2 separate regions of the Mus musculus genome follow, and region 2 is linked to region 1. Evidence: chromatin loops called from intact Hi-C (ENCODE). Cell type or tissue: heart. All regions are shown on one strand. Each heading gives the region's core, and the rest is flanking DNA. Links, peaks and the distances in the headings are about the cores only.

Region 1 (8,333 bases), core at 107-8,106:
TTTAAGTACATTATAGACTAAAAATCTCTCATTTGGGTAGAAAGCTGGGGTGTAGCTCAGTGGTAGAGTGCCCATCCAGCAAGCAGGAGGGCCTCAGTTCAAGTTTCATTGTCACAGAAAGCAAACATTTTATTCCTTTTATACTGTGCTGGGTTTTTTGTTATTGTTGTTGTTGTTGTTTTGTTGGTTTGTTTTGTTTTTGTTTCCTTTAGTCTTCTGGGGGGGGTCTTTTTTTTTTAAATATTCATTCACTTTTTTTTTAAAGATTTATTTATTTATTTATTATATGTAAGTACACTGTAGCTGTCTTCAGATGCACCAGAAGAGGGCGACAGATCTCATTATGGATGGTTGTGAGCCACCATGTGGTTGCTGGGATTTGAACTCTGGACCTTCGGAAGAGCAGTCGGGTGCTCTTAACCCACTGAGCCATCTCGCCAGCCCTGGGGGGTGGGGGGGGTGGAGAGCCGGTACGTGCTGCGAGCAATCGCATGCATGCCGCCAGTAATCTCTGAGGAGAGCCGTGTGTGCCGCGAGCAATCGCCATTATAAGATGGCGCGGGCCTCCGCTGTGCCTAACTAGTAAACAAGCCTTGTACGCAGGTGCGAGAGTGAATTCACTCCTAGTCACTCCCATTCTCGGGGTGTAATAGTGGGGTGATGGGCAAGCAACGAATCAGGAGCTGTCACGCCATATCAGGTGCTGAAATGTCACGCTGCGGGTTATAAAAGCAGCGCCATTTTCCCGGTTCGGGATCTTCCTGAGAAGTAAGCAATAAAGCTCTTGCCGCGGAAGATTCTGGTTTGTTGCGTCTTTCTTGCTGGTCAAGTGGGACGCAATGGGGGGGGGGGGTCTTTTTAATGAAATAATCATTTTAAATGATTTTTTACAATGTATGCAACTGAGAGGAGATGAAGAAACTGTCACAATTAAGTTCCAGGCCCTTCTAACTCTGAATGAGTGTCAAAGACAAGCTTCCACAGTGTTACAGAGGAGTGTGTATGTGCAAGTATGTGTGTGTATATGCACATGTGTGTGCACATGCATGTGAGTATGTGCGCATCTGTATACACGAAAAAACCCCAATAGCTTAGACATAATAGAACTGGAAACATGAGGAAAAAATACCAGTTGCCTTTTATTCCCCTAGATCTTAACTGAGTCTCTGCACCTGTTTTGGAGTGAGACAAGGAACAGTTATTCCCTCCAGTTCTCAATCTCTTAGGACCTTGGTGTTTTCTTACCTTGAACTATAGTTCCATATGTGCTCTTCTGAAGGTGTTCCATTCTCTTCTGGAACAAAAATGGGAAGGAATTAAAGTCGGATCCATTTGGGGACTGGTAAGGCACCTCGACTCAGATAACTAAGGGTAACTCTCCTTGGGTGGCCAGTTCCATTGCTAACTCTCCGACCTATGTGTTACTTTCAAATATCTGCAAGTAACAGCTGGAGTGAGGCGGCACAATGTGCTATTGCTATTGTTTTCTCTCACTCCCAGGAAAGCGAATGTTCACTACAGAGGAACTGACTCCCTCCTCAAGCTGAAAGTACAAACTGTGGGAAGCATTCTTCTATGAGCAAGAAATAGACCAGAATAAAACAAACAAAAAACTAACAAACAACAACAAAAACTTAACAAGTGTAGACGACCTTGCCCGACTAGAGAAAATAACTGCTCTGCTGTGAATACCATTGATTTGTTTGAAGTACCATGCATGTCCAGAAAACGTACCATTGGCAAAGAAGCCATCCAGCATACTTTCCCTGGGAGGAACGAATGGAGTATGGCAACTTCTCCAAGGACTGACCTGAGAGGAAGGAGGTCAGGCGGTCAGACAAAGCGTCTTCCCTGCCTGGCTCTGAGGTCCTGGTTTAACAATGACCACAGTCTTTGTATTTAAGAACATTCAGCAAGAAACTGGATTGAGCATGGCATACATAGTCTGTGCACAGGGCTGTAATGTTGTTTCAATGGTTCTGGTATGATAAAATGGAAACATGGAACAGGAAGGGCTAGTCTGTGACACCAACTGCCCCTGGGTGAACTTCTGGCTCATGTTAGTCATCTAGTTTTTAAACATTTGTAGTTTTAAAACATAGTTGTACTTGGAAACATGTGCATGGAAAAAAAAAACTGAACAGAATAAAGACAAATGGCCACCATTTGCAATGAACATAATTGATTTGCTGTTCCCATGTCGTTGCACGATCTGATTTAAAAATTAAAACATCACAGATGTACTTCATGGTTTTTTGTCTTTTCCCAAATCTTCTGTCTCGCTCTCTCATTCTGGCCTTCACAGCAATCAGTATTTTGATGCTTTTACATGTTGTAAGTATTTTATATGTATTTGCATATACATGCTTAGAAAATTTCATGTTAAACCTTTACATAAATGTCATTTTTGCAATGTTATTCATTTTTTTATTGACATCTAAACTGCTCTGAAATTGTTGCTTTTCACAACAAAGAATGCTGTAAAATAGTCCCCCCAGGCACCCCTCAGCACTCCTGTTGAACAGTTCACCTAGAGCACAGATTTTCTGTTAGCTAGATGGATATGACCAGGCTTCACCCTGAGCGAGGTAAGTCAGCTCTTGCTCGCCCCAGGATCTCAGGGGAAAAAAAATCCCCAAATCTCCACAGCTGTTCCATGATGGCACACTCTGTTTTAATCAGCCTTACGGACATAGGACTGGTTGTTAGATTTACAACACCTCATAGCATGTGTGTTATATTTGGATGTTTCTGTTATTTTGTCTTTCACAATTTTATTTTGGAAAAAAAAAACAGCTTTTTTGAGGGGGTGACTTCTTCATAGTAAACTATCAATTATTTTCACATTGTCAGAATATCTTAAGGCCATCTTCTTCCTCTCTTCCTCTCTTCCTCTTCTCTCTCCTTCCCTGCCTGTCCACCTCCTCACACCCTTCCCTTCCCTTCCCTTACCTTCCCTTCCCTTCCCTTCCCTTCCCTCCCCTCCCCTCCCCTCCCCTCCCCTCCCCTCCCTTCCCCTCCCTTCCCTTTCCTCCCCTCCCCTCCCCTCCCCCCCCTTCCCTCCCCTCCCCTCCCCTCCCCCTCCCTTCCCTTCCCTTCCCTGGTCTTCTCTCCCTCCTTTCCTTGCTCCCACAGAAGAACAGCCCTCTCATGGCTATTTCTCACACACCATTCTGACTACTGTAAACTATATACAGATTTTTATTAAAATTCTTCAAATTATAGAGCATCATTTCTACTAATTTTCTGGATTTGAAGGTGCCAGGTACAGTGTCAGTGGGGATGAAGCTGAATTTCCCCACCATGACCGTCCTGGGTGCAGACCTCATTCCCAGGCTTCTTGTGTGACCATCTTCCCCTGTGTCCCCTGTGTTGTTATTGACAGACCCTTGGCATTTCTATTAAAGTTACATGACCTCCCCAGAGTCACATATTTGCCTTATAGCTAAACCTTCCCCAAATGGCTTCTTTCATCTGTGTCTTCTTTTGGATTTAATAGTCAGTGGGGAGTTGGGAGGGATCATCTGCAATAAATCTACAATCCTCTCTTCCTGGAACCCCACATATGCTGCTGCTGGCCCCATACTTTGGACACATACTTGGGTATTGATTGCTGTAATTTTCTCCCAAACCAACACTGAGAACTGTACTTCTATGTCTAGGTTCATGTTTTTATAAAACAAAAATACCCAATGGAGAAAAATAATTACTCAAAGATAAGGGAGGCATCTGTTCTGTTTTGAAGGATTTCAATTTGAACCCAACTTGGTGCTCAGTGTCAGTTGCATGTGTGCAGTGTGACTGTCATAACCAAACTCAGCAAAATTAGCAGGGAAGTTTCTGAATTATTTTCTGAGAAATCAGACATACCACAGGGGACATATGTTCCACTGAGAAACAAATTAGTTGGCAGATATGACTAAATATGCAAATGCACAGAGGTGAAGCAGGGTAATGAGATAGAGACATTAAAATGAGTCACAGATCAAACAGGAGAAGTCAGTCAACAGCCTAGAAACAGAGGGAAGGGGAGGAGGTGTGATGGACATGAAGAGATGTGACTGTTGACCTGCAGAGCACACAACTGTGGGCAGACAGAGTGGAGGTAGAGTTCGTCTACAAAGGGAAAGTTCTGCTAACTTTCCCCAGTGTGGGCAGTGTGTGGGCCGTGGCAACTGACAAGGGTCAGCAGGAAGGCATTACTCAAGGAGAAGGCAGAAGCACAAACCCAAATGTTCATTCTCGTCTGAAAACAGCCAAGCCAGCTTATCAGGACAATTTATTTTACCAAGCAATGAGGACACAGTTCAGTCAGGAAGTTGAGAGAGTCTTTCTTGTCTTCCTTGTTAAGTACCGGCAGGCAACAAGGACGCCTAGGGCAAAGCGCCTGATGCACAAGCTTGGAGACTTGACTCTGAGCACCAGAGCCTGCTTCTGTAATCCCAGCACTATACACAGTGAGGCAGCCTGTGGAGATAGGAGAATCAGCCAGAGGCTGTCAGGCCAGCTAGCCCAGGGTGTGGCAGAAACAAGAGAGAAGCCGTTTCCACCAAGCAGAAGGGTAGAAATGACTTCAGAAAGCTGTCCTCTGATCTCCACAAGTCTCCAGTGGCACCAGTGTATTTCCTCACACAACTAAAACCAAAACAAACATTTTCACTCGCATCTGCTCCACCCATCTGCCCCTCCCCTGTTCCTTTATGTCCAGGTACTAAGAGTCACAGGGCAGGTTAGTAGGCAAGAGTCCTGGAAATAGTACCCTCTACTGTAAAGTTCAGCTGACAACGAGGGTGTTCATACACATCTAAAACATAATACTGTTAACATACCACAGCTTCTTGGGGTATGTTAAGGGAAGGTGTGGGATACCTGGCCATGAAGAATGGGGTGGTTTTCAGACAAGATTCTAAGGTAGAATTCACTGACCTGTCTTTCAGGGAAGGGCTAGACCATATAGGAAGGAACATAGAGGTTTCACTCTGGCTTGTAGAGCCTTAAGAACTCATCCTGCCCTCCTTCAGATGAGGTCTATCTGGCCTAGTAGGCTTTGGGGAGTCTGGGATAAAATGAAGAAATGTGCTCCACCTGCTGGGGGAGCTTGGGAAAGCCTGTGGCTCGGACTTTAATTACTCCTCCATCAAAAAACCATCACCTTTGTTAACTGAGGGTTTCAGAAAGGCGCAGATGGTGAGATGGAAAGCCTAGGGCCTAGGGATGATGGCATGGAAATTTCAGGGCTCTGTCCCACTCTATGCTGTCGCCGACCCTCAATTCACTGCTCTTTCACTGTCCAGGAAACCCAACACACCAAGCTCACCCGAGTGCACAGCGGCTCCCTGGCTCCCAAGCGGCTGTCAGCGCCCTGGCGGGTTCCTCTTTACCCTTACAGGTATGCGGTGGGCCTGTGCCTGCTGAGCAGTGCTCTCACAGAACAGCTACATGCAGAGCCATGAATCCAGAGTCCGAAGGCAGGAAAAGAAAGCCCATGGTGACGGAATACACACTGCCCTGCAGACTATATCCCCTCGGGTAGGTGGAAAGGCCTTGAACATTTGCCAGAACACAGTGAAACTGCTTTAGTCAATGACCACTTCCTGTGGAAAGCCTCCCGGCCCTACTCATTTCCCCTTCAGGGGGTGTTGAGGGCACAGTTCTCGGAGCCTGAGAAGTGGAAGACAGCCACCCTTTTCAAGAAAGCCCATGTGTGGCTGGAAAGTGCTGCGTCCCAGGTTCCCCATCAGCACCCAAGCTGAGCATCTGCACTTCCCCAAGCTCCTGGGGTCTCATGTCACAGGCTCTGCATTCAGAACTCCTAAAGAGGGACAGAAAAGCAGCACTGGCCCCGGAGAACCCGGACTGCCCCCTCTCAAAGAGCAGCTAAGCTCAGACAGGAGACCCGGTACTGGCTACCCCTTCTTTGCTATTTGTTGACACAGCCATAGGTGGTCATTGTACAGTTTCTCGCCTATGGAATGTCCAGATGGGCAGGGTGAAGTATTTCTTTACCTTTGTACCTGTTAAGTTTAAGCCTTGAACATAATACACAGTGCTGGCTTATGCAAGGTGATTCTCATCTCAGAGAATTCCCCCATGATGCTTTCTATTGTCAGGAAAGTATACTTGGCTCTCTGTTGTGAACACTAGGGTTTCAAGGGGTCTAGGGAGGTGACATTCTAAGAGACTGCACAGAAAGTGGGGGGGGGGGGGGAGGAAGGAAGAGAGATGAAAGGAGGGAAGGACAGTTAGTTTAAAGCTAGGTAGATAAAGCCCTCTGCTTGTATTTTTAAGAGAAGACATAACTGAAGTTAAGCATGGTGGCTTATTCTTATCCTAGTTTGTCAGGGGATTGCAGCAGGATTGCCTTGAGTTAGAAGCCAGCCTAAGCCACTGTGTGAGTCAGTCTAATAAAAAGCCTTAGCCTCAAGAAGATGTAGCAGCATCCTTTATTAGTGTCTCTGTCCTTTATCTTAAACTCAGTAGCGACCAGCTGTGCCTGCTAGTTGCTAGAGCTTGTTATGTCCTTAGGGCAAGAGGAAGGTCTGCAACCGAGAGGGCCCTGCAGTCAGGCTTCAGCTGAAGCTAGATCCCTACATTCCCAGGGTGCTAGGGAGGTTCTGGATGTTTGCAATTCAAAGAGAGGCTGCTGTGAGCACAAGATCCTCCCACTCTTCAACTCAAAACAGTTTTTTGTTTTTGTTTTTGTTTTGTTTTGTTTGTTTGTTTTTTTTTGTTTGTTTTTTGTTTTTTTTTTAAAGATGTACATCTCAAGGCAAAGGCAAAGAGGGAGAACAAAAGGTCCTAAGAGGTTTGGGTTTCATTATTATCATCATCATCATTATTTTTTTTATTATTTTTAAGAAAGAAAGGAAAAGAGAATTCCGAGTGATGGTTCTGTCCCATTGAAGAGATTTTTTCCCCCATTTTGATTTTTATTCAACCTTTGGTTCTTAACTCATCAGAAAAGCTCAGAGTCTCTCAGAAACCTGCCAGAGACCAGAGTTCACATCACCCCATGAAGACCACAACCACCCAGTACTAAGAGTTGAACCAAGGGCCCTGGGAGGGGAACATCTGCTCCTCTTGCCTACGCCTCCTAGCAGACATGTGCAATCAAGTCCATCTTGAAACAATTCTTTTTAAAAAGAACCTTTGATATCTTTTTTACAGAGGAACAAATTAAACCCTCCAAAAGTCATGGCAAGTGTTCTTTTGAAGATAGGCGGTGACTCATCTCTCATTATTGATGTTAATTAATGAAGTCAATTTTTAGACCCTGTGCTTTGGTGTGAACACTGGAAGGAGATCCCTGGCTGGCTCATCTCATCTCTGTGGAAAGAGGGCAGAAGGACCGTAAGAGCCAGAGGTGGTGGATGACTTTAGGGAAACTGTTTCCAGACACAACAGGGCAGGTGCATACATGAGTTTTAGTAGATGTGACCGTGTTCACCACACCTGAGCAAGTGCGACACAAATCCCCCCAAAGGCTGTGGGCACAAAGTCCCACTCCACTCAGGAGCTAGTCACAAACCATAGCTCCTGGGAGAAGGAAAATCAATTTTCTTCAATGAAGTGACACTGGGTGTATGCATACCTCAGGGCAGCCTTCATGAGGTTTTGTGAGTAGGGAGGTGGAAAGGATTTGGGAGGACTCGGGAAAAATGAGAGAATATGATCAAAATATATGAAATTCTCAAGGAATAAGTAAGAACATTATTTTTAAAAAAAAGAGGAAAAGAAAATGTGTGTTCTCTTTGCGCTGTGATTTTTGCCCCCATTTACAAGCTCCTGGGTGTATTTCATTATATTAAGGGAAGGATGGACCACAGGGATGATGAAATGTCTGAAGGAAGCGTTTTGTATTTTTAAAACTCTGAATGCATATAGTTAAAACAGAGACTCAGCACAACAGTGTCGCGTCAGCTCTCGACCAGCAAGAACGACACGACCACCAGTCCTTCTAACAGCAGTTTATTCAGTCTTCATCTTTCTTCTTGTTTATATCTCCCCCGAACCCTGGGCCTCTCACTCTTATATACTCTCAGTTCCCATCCACCCACAGCAGGCCACGCCACCTCACCAGGCACGCAGCTTCAGCTAATCAGGGCAGCAGGGGCATATCTCCATCAAAATGGATTCACCAGTATCCTGGTGCACCTGTGCAGCTCTCATGATGTTTGTGGCTTATATTCAGGTGTATGAGGAAGTCAGGTGCAAGCCATAAGACTTAGCTGCAGTCCCTGGTGCCTTTGGTACTGCCGCCACACCCGCTCCTCACACAACAGAACCTTAGCAAAGTTGATGCCAAGTCACTGCACTGTGAATCATTAAAGCTC
Region 2 (8,333 bases), core at 244-8,243, 64 kb after region 1:
GTATATCAAAAGTTCATTTCAGAAGCCTATTTTATATATGTATGTACCTAGGGTCACATAAAAATTTCTTGAGAAAAAAGCAGCATTGGAGGCAAGTGTTTAAGAAGCCCTGAAGTACACACACCTGTCTGTGAGTCTGTCAAGACTGATGGGGAACAACTACCCTGCCACAGGTACATGAGTGATGCATCTGTGAGCGTATTGGCACTCTGGCAGGAGCATGAGTCACAGGCCAGTTTTAACTGGTGTGGTTCAAAGAAAGAGCTGATGTTTTAAGCTACTATGTTGTAAGGTAGTTTGATAAACGAGCAAAATCTCAACTGACATTAATGAACATGGCGGGAAGAGGATCAGAAGCTCAATGGCACCCTGATTCATTTGTTGATTGGAATGGGGGTGATGGGTGCAAGGAGCCAGACGAGGGACCAATGACCCCCACATTGCTTTCTCTCGATTCTCCTTCAGGAAAGGACAGAGATGTGACCAGAAAGGCCACAAGCAGAGAGGCCATGGCAGCCTTTCTGCCTGTAGGAAAGAGGAAGTAAGAAGTTGTGCTGAAGGCAGACATGGTGACTCATACCCATCACTCTGCACTGGAGAGACAGGAGCAGGGTGTCTGTCCCAGATTCCAAGCTGACCAGGGCCACAGTGTGTGTGGAAGCCCATGTCAAAACAAGCAAGAGTGGGAAAAGAAGGAGAGGAGGAAAGGGAGGGCTATGTCAAGCTCTGGACCAGTGGGAGAGCAGCTGAGTCAAGAGGAATGGGAAAGCAGAGAAATGAAAAGAAATACCAGGGCGGCGTCAGGGTTTTCTCCCATTCAGTAGGGACTCGTGGTCAAGGCAGGAGGGACTGCACCCCTCCTTGTCTGCCTCCCCACTTCTCCTGCAGTTTGGTTACACTCCACCCCACATCCCAGCTCTTCTCACCATGGCTGCTCCTTGAACTTTCTGGGATGAACCCCGCACCACCGCACTGGACTTCCATTGTAGCTCGGCTTCCTGCAGATAAAGAAGCGACCACGGCAAGTTATGAAAACCACTTGGAGCCCCACTTCCTGTATCCAACACTGAACTTTTTGCCATAAACTCAGCCTTTTTATTTCTCCTGCCCCATCCCCAAAAGGTCATTTCAACATTCCATTTTTCAGGCTATTCTTTTCCTTACACAAACTTAAATCCTACCAGCTCCTTCTCAGGCTGGCCCTGTTTCCCTCCATCCCTTCAGCTAGTGAATGACTACTATGGTGCCCACACTTCTGGCTCAGCTTCTCATCGTGGTTTTCGTGGGCATCTCTAACAAAGGCTGACCAGGATAGAGCCCTTGACACTCCTCCCACACCCCAGGCCCGACTCTGCATCTCCATAAATGCTATCACCACACAGACCATGGCTCTTGCTGAGCTTTGAGCTCTACTCTAGTCTTGGTTTCCTGCCTTGCATGAGCCCATCACCAAATCCCAATGACTACATTCAGAAATCTCATTTGTCCCTTTGTTTCTACCTTCATGTTGATCAGACCCATTGCTGTTCATTGTCAGCCCAATCATCCCTTCCTTGGTCCCTTCACAACTCTACCACCAGATCTCACTTTCAAAATAAAATTTCATTTTCATTTTCTTGCTTGAATTCCCTAGCAGCTTTTGATTCTCTTTAGAGGATAGTTTGAACTATTAGAATGGTCCAGAAGTTCCTTCATGGACATCTTTCGCTGAAGTCACTGACCTCCCCTCTGTTCCCAGGACCCTTGAAGCACTTTTATCTCCTATGCTTTCTCAGAATTTTCCCTTTCTGGGGGCACTGCTCCAGCCCATCCCCCAGCTGGGGCTGCTCTGCCTCTACTTCCTGAGATGCTCTCTCCAATGGCTCTCTCCTGCAGCAGTGCCAACCTGAGACTCCACTTTTGAGATCACTTGCTTTTGCTGTAACTGCACAGCAGCATTTCCTCATCGAAGACATGATTGTAACACGAAATCATTTTTTAGCATATGACTGTCTCCTCTTTGACTCTGTGACAGGAAACTTTCCAGGCACAGACACAGCACTGGACAAAGGGCGGGTCTCAATTTACTAAACAAGCAAATTGACCTTCTTGGGTCTTTACCTCTCTCTGCTTGGGGGTGGCCTGTGCCACCCAGCCATCCTTCCCTGTTAACCAAGACACAGTTATGTAGAAACACTCAGCTCATTTGAGTGTTTCCTCTACCTAATACACATGAACACATTTGAAAACTCTGGAGCCAACTACAATCAGGACAGGTTGGAATGCTCCTTGGTAAGGACAGAGTCCCCACACAGGGAGCCCTCAGATACAGATGTGAAGCAGAACTCTAGATGCTTCTTTTGAAAGAGGCTTTTTATGCCTGAAGGCCAGGTGGGTGGAAGACAGCTTCTCATAAACTAAAAAGAAACCACAAACTCACACAAAGCATTGGTTCTTAGCACAGACTTGATTTGGTGATTAGCAAGGAGGCCCAGTATCAATGGTAGAAAATTTCTCAAAACTTTCTCGGGGTCGGGGGAGACAGAGGGCACAGGGTGACAGAGGAGCTCTTTAGACTCTAATTCATCTGTAAAACCAGGACCTGTGTTTCTGTAGGTGCAGATTTCATTGACTAAGTCATCCCCGCTCTGCCTATGACCAAACGTCTACTACTGGCTTCAGAACAGTAGCCACAGTAAACATAACCTCCCTACTTAGACCTACCTGGAGGGAGCTCAGCTCTTCTAAGAACTCGGGGGGGAAATAGTTTCCCCAAGAGGCAGGTTCCCTAGGAAGCAGCTTACAGGAAAAAGATAAAGGCTAGTGCTAATCCCAACATTATGGCAGCTTGGGGGAGCTGTGCCAAGCTGAGCCTGTTAGGGATCCTCCGCATCCCTGCCTTCTTCCTGCCTGCTCTCTCCAAGCTAACTCAGTCATTCTCTTCCTGGAAGAGTCACATTTAAAAAAAAAATTTTTTTTTTTTGACCAGTGCAGGAATACTTTCCCTGTAGAAAAAGTGTCCTCCTCAAAGCAGCGAACCCTGAAGCACACAGGAATTTGTAGAACTCAGCCTTCAACTCGGACTACAGCCTAAAATTATCAGGCTGGAAACAGAAGCCAATGAATACAATTCCCAAGAGCAGGTCTGTCAGGAGGTTTACTAGACACAGCTAGTAGAGAGGCCCCTTCCTCACCAAATTCAACACCCACATCATCCATCCCTATTCTCTTACCTGAAAATCTGGGTCCTTTGACCTTCTCTGATTTCGAAACAATACTAAACACCAAGAAAACAGAGTAGCAGAGAGGAAGCGAGGGGGAGGAACTGTGGAAATAGGAGTGTGCAAGGGACCCACCCATCTTCCTAGCAAGCTGCACTGCAGAACGTTCTGCAGTCCTCTTGTTCTGTGTCATCTCATGTGGTACCCATGGGCTGCTGGTAGCTACTTAGCACTTGGAATGTGATAAATCAATAGTCACGTTTTTTCACCACCAGGACTTTAGTTGACTGCAATATGGTCCATCATAGTAAATAACGGTCAGTCAGCTCTTGTTTGGCAGAACAATCTGTAAATGTGAATGACAATGACTTGGCTGGCAGTGATATTGAATCTCCTGTATGTTTGTTTAAGAAATGAGAGAAAGGGGGCTGGTGAGATGGCTCAGTGGGTAAGAGTACCCGACTGCTCTTCCGAAGAACCGGAGTTCAAATCCCAGCAACCACATGGTGGCTCACAACCATCCGTAACGAGATCTGACTCCCTCTTCTGGAGTGTCTGAAGACAGCTACAGCATACTTACATATAATCAATCAATCAATCAATCAATCAATCAATAAAAAAGAAGAAGAAGCCACTAACTTCTGGGCAGCTGAGCTTAAAAAAAAAAAGAAAGAAATGAGAGAAAGAAATAATTGAGTAAGAGAGAAAGAGAGAGAAGAGAGCTCCTTGTTAATAGCATATAAATAGAATCTACTTTTTTTTTTTTAAAGATTTATTTATTTATTATATGTAAGTACACTGTAGCTGTCTTCAGACACTCCAGAAGAGGGAGTCAGATCTCGTTACAGATGGTTGTGAGCCACCATGTGGTTGCTGGGATTTGAACTCCGGACCTTCGGAAGAGCAGTCGGGTGCTCTTACCCACTGAGCCATCTCACCAGCCCCTAGAATCTACTTTTAATTTGGATATTTAGGTATTTTTACATGTCATATAATTCATGATACAGTTGGATTTAAATAGCACATCTATATCATATCTCCTCTCCTCAGGGGTCAGGGCTTATTACAGAAGAGGGGTGAAAAGACTGGAGTCATTGAACACTGCAGTGAAACACTATTTGCTGGATATGACAAGGTCATTTCACACAAAAATTTGCATGGACCAAAACCTCAGTGCTGATGGGGAAGGGCTCATGAACTCTTGCCCTATCTAAGGAGAGCTGTGGGCAATTGATTGCTGCTAGTGTTTGTGTGTGTGTGTGTGTGTGTGTGTGTGTGTGTGTGTGTGTGTGTGTGTGTGTGAGAGAGAGAGAGAGAGAGAGAGAGAAAGAGAGAGAAGTTGTGAAGTTTTTTTCTCAGGAGCACTGCCCCTAAGAGGTTACCCATTTGTTGGTAGATGATTCCACATCTCTGCACATATGGACAGCACTAAGTGGAGTTTAGATTTTTTTTCTTAAATGGGGGAGAGAGACAGAGACGACAAGAAGTTGGGAAGGAAAGGAGAGGCCTAGAGAAGGAATCAGAGGGGACAGACACTGGAGTGGAACTAATCCAAACACACTATGTGACTGTATACAATTCTTTAACAATACACAGTCACAGTCCTGCTACCAGATTTCTTCTTGTCCAACCTGTTCTTTCTCTCCTCTTCTCTATTATTCTGCCTACTTTGGGGCTGATTCTTGTGTAATTTCACTTTTATTTCCACTTGTTGATTTTTTTCAGGACCTCCCCCTCTCTCTCTCCCTCTCCCTCCTTCCCCTCCCCCCTCCCCTTGCCCCCTCCCCCTCCCTCTCCCCCTCCCCTCTCACTCCCCTCCACCTCTCTCTCTCTCTCTCTCTCTCTCTCTCTCTCTCTCTCTCTCTCTCTCTCTCTCTGTTTGCTTCAGGCTTCATGCCTACCTCTTCAACTTGGGACAGTCTCCTTTCAAATTCTATTCAATCTCTCCATCCACACACATACATATACATATATACACACACACACATATATACATATTAGAAGAACCTCATGTCCTCATATCTCCACACTGTTTTCGCATACTTGACATCCACACAGTTTATAAGCCCCAAGGAACCATCCGCTCTGGGGAGTTACTCAAGCAGAGATCAGCAGGAAAGAGCTTAGATTTTGGATCCCTAACACAACTAAAAATAAGAGTGATTGGCGGGGGAGTGAGTCAGATTACCAACCCTCCCACCAGGAAAATCTATTTATGAAGTGACTTTGATTTCCACGTTCATCTGTGAAATTTAGTAACTTGGCACAGAGTCACCAGGCAACCAGGTGGTTCTGAGAGAGGTCCTGGCAAACCTCAATTCTTCACCATGGGCCTTCTAAGCCTCCTCTCACCTTTCCATGTACTGCCCTGTGCACTGAAGGGTCCCATGTTTGAAACCTTCAGTAATTGGGATGCTGGGCGCACAGATGTCCAGATACAGTCCCAGTCCAGAAAGACATTTATAACAGATTCCACAGGTCAGCAGTAACACCTTCCAGCCCTACAGTTTCTTTCTCAACAATTTCTGTTCATTTTTCGTGTTCCCTCTATACTACATAAACTGACATTTTCTTTCAATCCATGAGTTCCACTCTCAGACTTAAAGAAATCTCTGGTCTAACTTGGTCGAATTTTTGTGTGTGTGTGAAGAGACCGGAGATGATTTTTCATAACAGTCCTCCAGAAATGGTGAGTTTCAAGCTGATGTCAGCCCATTTCCCGGAACCCTTTCTAATGAGAGTAAAACAGCTATTTTTAAATGTGCCCTGAGACACCTCCTTCCTGCCAACAGACATTTCCTGTGCTAGCCCCTTCACCTTTGTCTTACTCATCTCATGTCATATCACAGAGCAGAATGGTTAAGATAGAGGGGCTGTATACACTGCCATTGACATGAGATGGTACTTGAAATAGAGAGACTGAGAAGTGAAGATCTCCAGGAGATTTCAGCTGCTAAACTAGACTCAGAGTTCTTCCTGGATGTCACTTAGGACTGGAATTGGTCCAAAGCAGAGCTCTCCTCTGCCTTCCACCTGGAGAGACTTAGTTCTGGTCACTCACAGTTCAGTCTTAAGCAAGTGTGATGTGTGTATACTGTTACTACCTTTTAGAGTCATTGTAATGGAGTTTTAATGGCCTAAATTACTAATAGAATACTTAGTAAATTTATTACAAAAATTATCAAAATTTCCCTAGAGAGATGGCATCAAGAGCCCTAGCTGCTCTTCCAAAGAACCCAGACTGTAGTTCCAGCACTCAGTGGTGGCTCACAGCCATTTGTAACTCCAATGCCAGGGGATCTGACGCCCTCTTCCAGCCTCTGTGGGCTCCATGCACATAACAGACATGCAGGCAACAAACCCATGTATGTAAAAAATTTTTAAATAATCTGAAGGAAGCTCACAGCTTGGAAAAACTATTAATGTCATAGCTCCCCCTAACTAAACAGATTCTAGAAATGGGGACAGGGATGGGGGAACTGTAGTGTCCAGTTCTATACCTACTAGTGTGGTACATAAAGCCAGGCTTTAATGTATATCCCCAAACTCATGATCACATGAATAGCCCTATTCAATTCTGTGATATATAAGGCAAAAGAAAAAGTCATAATTTAGGGAAAAGATTTTAGGAAAGAGGGGGGTGGAGGGGGTGGGAAGGAAAAGAAGAAGGAGGGGAAGAAGGACCAGAGTATATCATATGCATGGACTTGCCAACAAGCAAAAGTTATTAATAAAAACAAAACACAAATATATTTTTATTATTAGTTATTTTGAAGCAGTAGTTATTTAAAATATCATTGAGGGTACAGGTATGACCATGAATGGGTCTGTGTAATTGTAAAAGCATTCTGTGCATTTTGTTCTGCCATGTTTTATTTCCATTTAATAACAGATGAGAGATTTCAAAGTCAAGATAAGCTGGCTTACGTAAAGTCAACTCCAGGCACCACTGTGGTGTAGCACCTGTTGAGTACCACAGGCAGTCTTGTGGTCAGCACACCTACTAACGTGATCAGAGTCTTCCGAGGGCATAAAAGTGAAATCTTCAGCATTATCAACATCCAACACACGCCCAGAAAGGCTGGAGATTGGTAGTGACTGAGACTGAAGCACAATAGGTGCTTCAAGTTCAGAAGTACCAGCTATGAAGAACTGGGCTTACTACAGGATGAACTTGGGGTTAGTGGAAACGGTAGGCCTGATAGTCTCCTCAATTCAGAATGCTGCATTTCATCTTCTCTTAAGAAGAGAAAATGCCTTAGGATGTCACAAAAGCCTTGCACATCCCAGCACTTACGGCTCATTCCACACAGACTGCTCACCCACCTATAGTGGAACTTGGAGATCTACTACAGAGCTTCCAGCCTGCCTTCCTAATGACTTACTTAGTTTATATTTAAATTAAGTGTGTGTGTGTGTGTGTGTGTGTGTGTGTGTGTGTGTTGCCTGGCCATGGCTATGTGGGCTGTGAGTGCAAGTACCAGAGGAAGGCAAAGGTATTGGATCCCCTGGAGCTGGAGCAACAGGTAGTTGTGAGCAGCCCCTCTGGGAGCTGGAAACAGAAGTTGGATCCTCTGTAAGAGCAGTACACAGTCTTATCTGCTGCATCATCTCTCCAGCCCCTGTAATTTCTTCTGAAATGAAAGGTAACCAGGCAGAACTGACATCTGAAGGAAGATGACAGCATAAGAGAGACAAGAGGTGAAGAGGACAAGGAAACGTGACCCTGAAGGAAACTGTCACCTCCTGAGACAAAGGTGAGAAAAACTAACCACAGAAACTGTCGTTTGCAGTAACATGGGTGAATCTGGAGGACACTGTGCTAAAGGGGGCAAACATTTCCCATCTCATGTTCATATACAATCCAAAAAGCTCAAGTGGGGCTCGGGGGTGCCCAGCCACACTCGGCAGACGCATCTATAACAAAACTCCGCACCTAAGGCCCGGGGACCATCTCAGAACCAGGAAATCTGCAGTGACTGAGATCCTTTCTCCTAGAAATGATCCCAAAACTTCACCCATGATGCATCAACAATATGTGGATGCCAAAACAAGACCTCTACAAGTTCAACAGCAATAGACATGCTACCACGGAAGGGGAAAGCTCAGGAGGTCTTAGCCCCAAAAAGGAGC

What was found. A loop is a pair of places that touch in the nucleus more often than their neighbours do. Peaks named below come from ENCODE experiments on the same cell type or tissue, not always from the same donor. Only the 100,000 strongest peaks of a DNase experiment are listed, where the experiment ranks them.
Region 2: it touches region 1 in a loop (4-fold over the local background); 9 of 42 quality-filtered maps call a loop at or near these places.

Annotation. Positions count from the first base shown.
Region 1 is chr6:48,743,415-48,751,747 of GRCm38, reverse strand. Gimap1 (GTPase, IMAP family member 1) reads right to left here. Exons shown (of 3, transcript NM_008376.3): 3 at 7,953-8,333. It overlaps Gimap5 (GTPase, IMAP family member 5), which reads right to left and starts at 5,551. Exons shown (of 3, transcript NM_175035.5): 1 at 5,318-5,551; 2 at 1,246-1,294. The coding sequence starts at 1,288. In heart, for the core only: a CTCF peak has its summit at 5,089 (motif pointing left); DNase peaks (open chromatin) are centred at 4,537 and 5,557; H3K4me3 peaks cover 284 bases; H3K27ac peaks cover 1,242 bases; H3K27me3 peaks cover 1,080 bases.
Region 2 is chr6:48,679,503-48,687,835 of GRCm38, reverse strand. It overlaps Gimap4 (GTPase, IMAP family member 4), which reads right to left and starts at 3,258. Exons shown (of 3, transcript NM_174990.4): 1 at 3,213-3,258; 2 at 927-998. The coding sequence starts at 984. In heart, for the core only: a CTCF peak has its summit at 2,811; DNase peaks (open chromatin) are centred at 495, 2,815, 3,325 and 5,995; H3K27ac peaks cover 1,881 bases.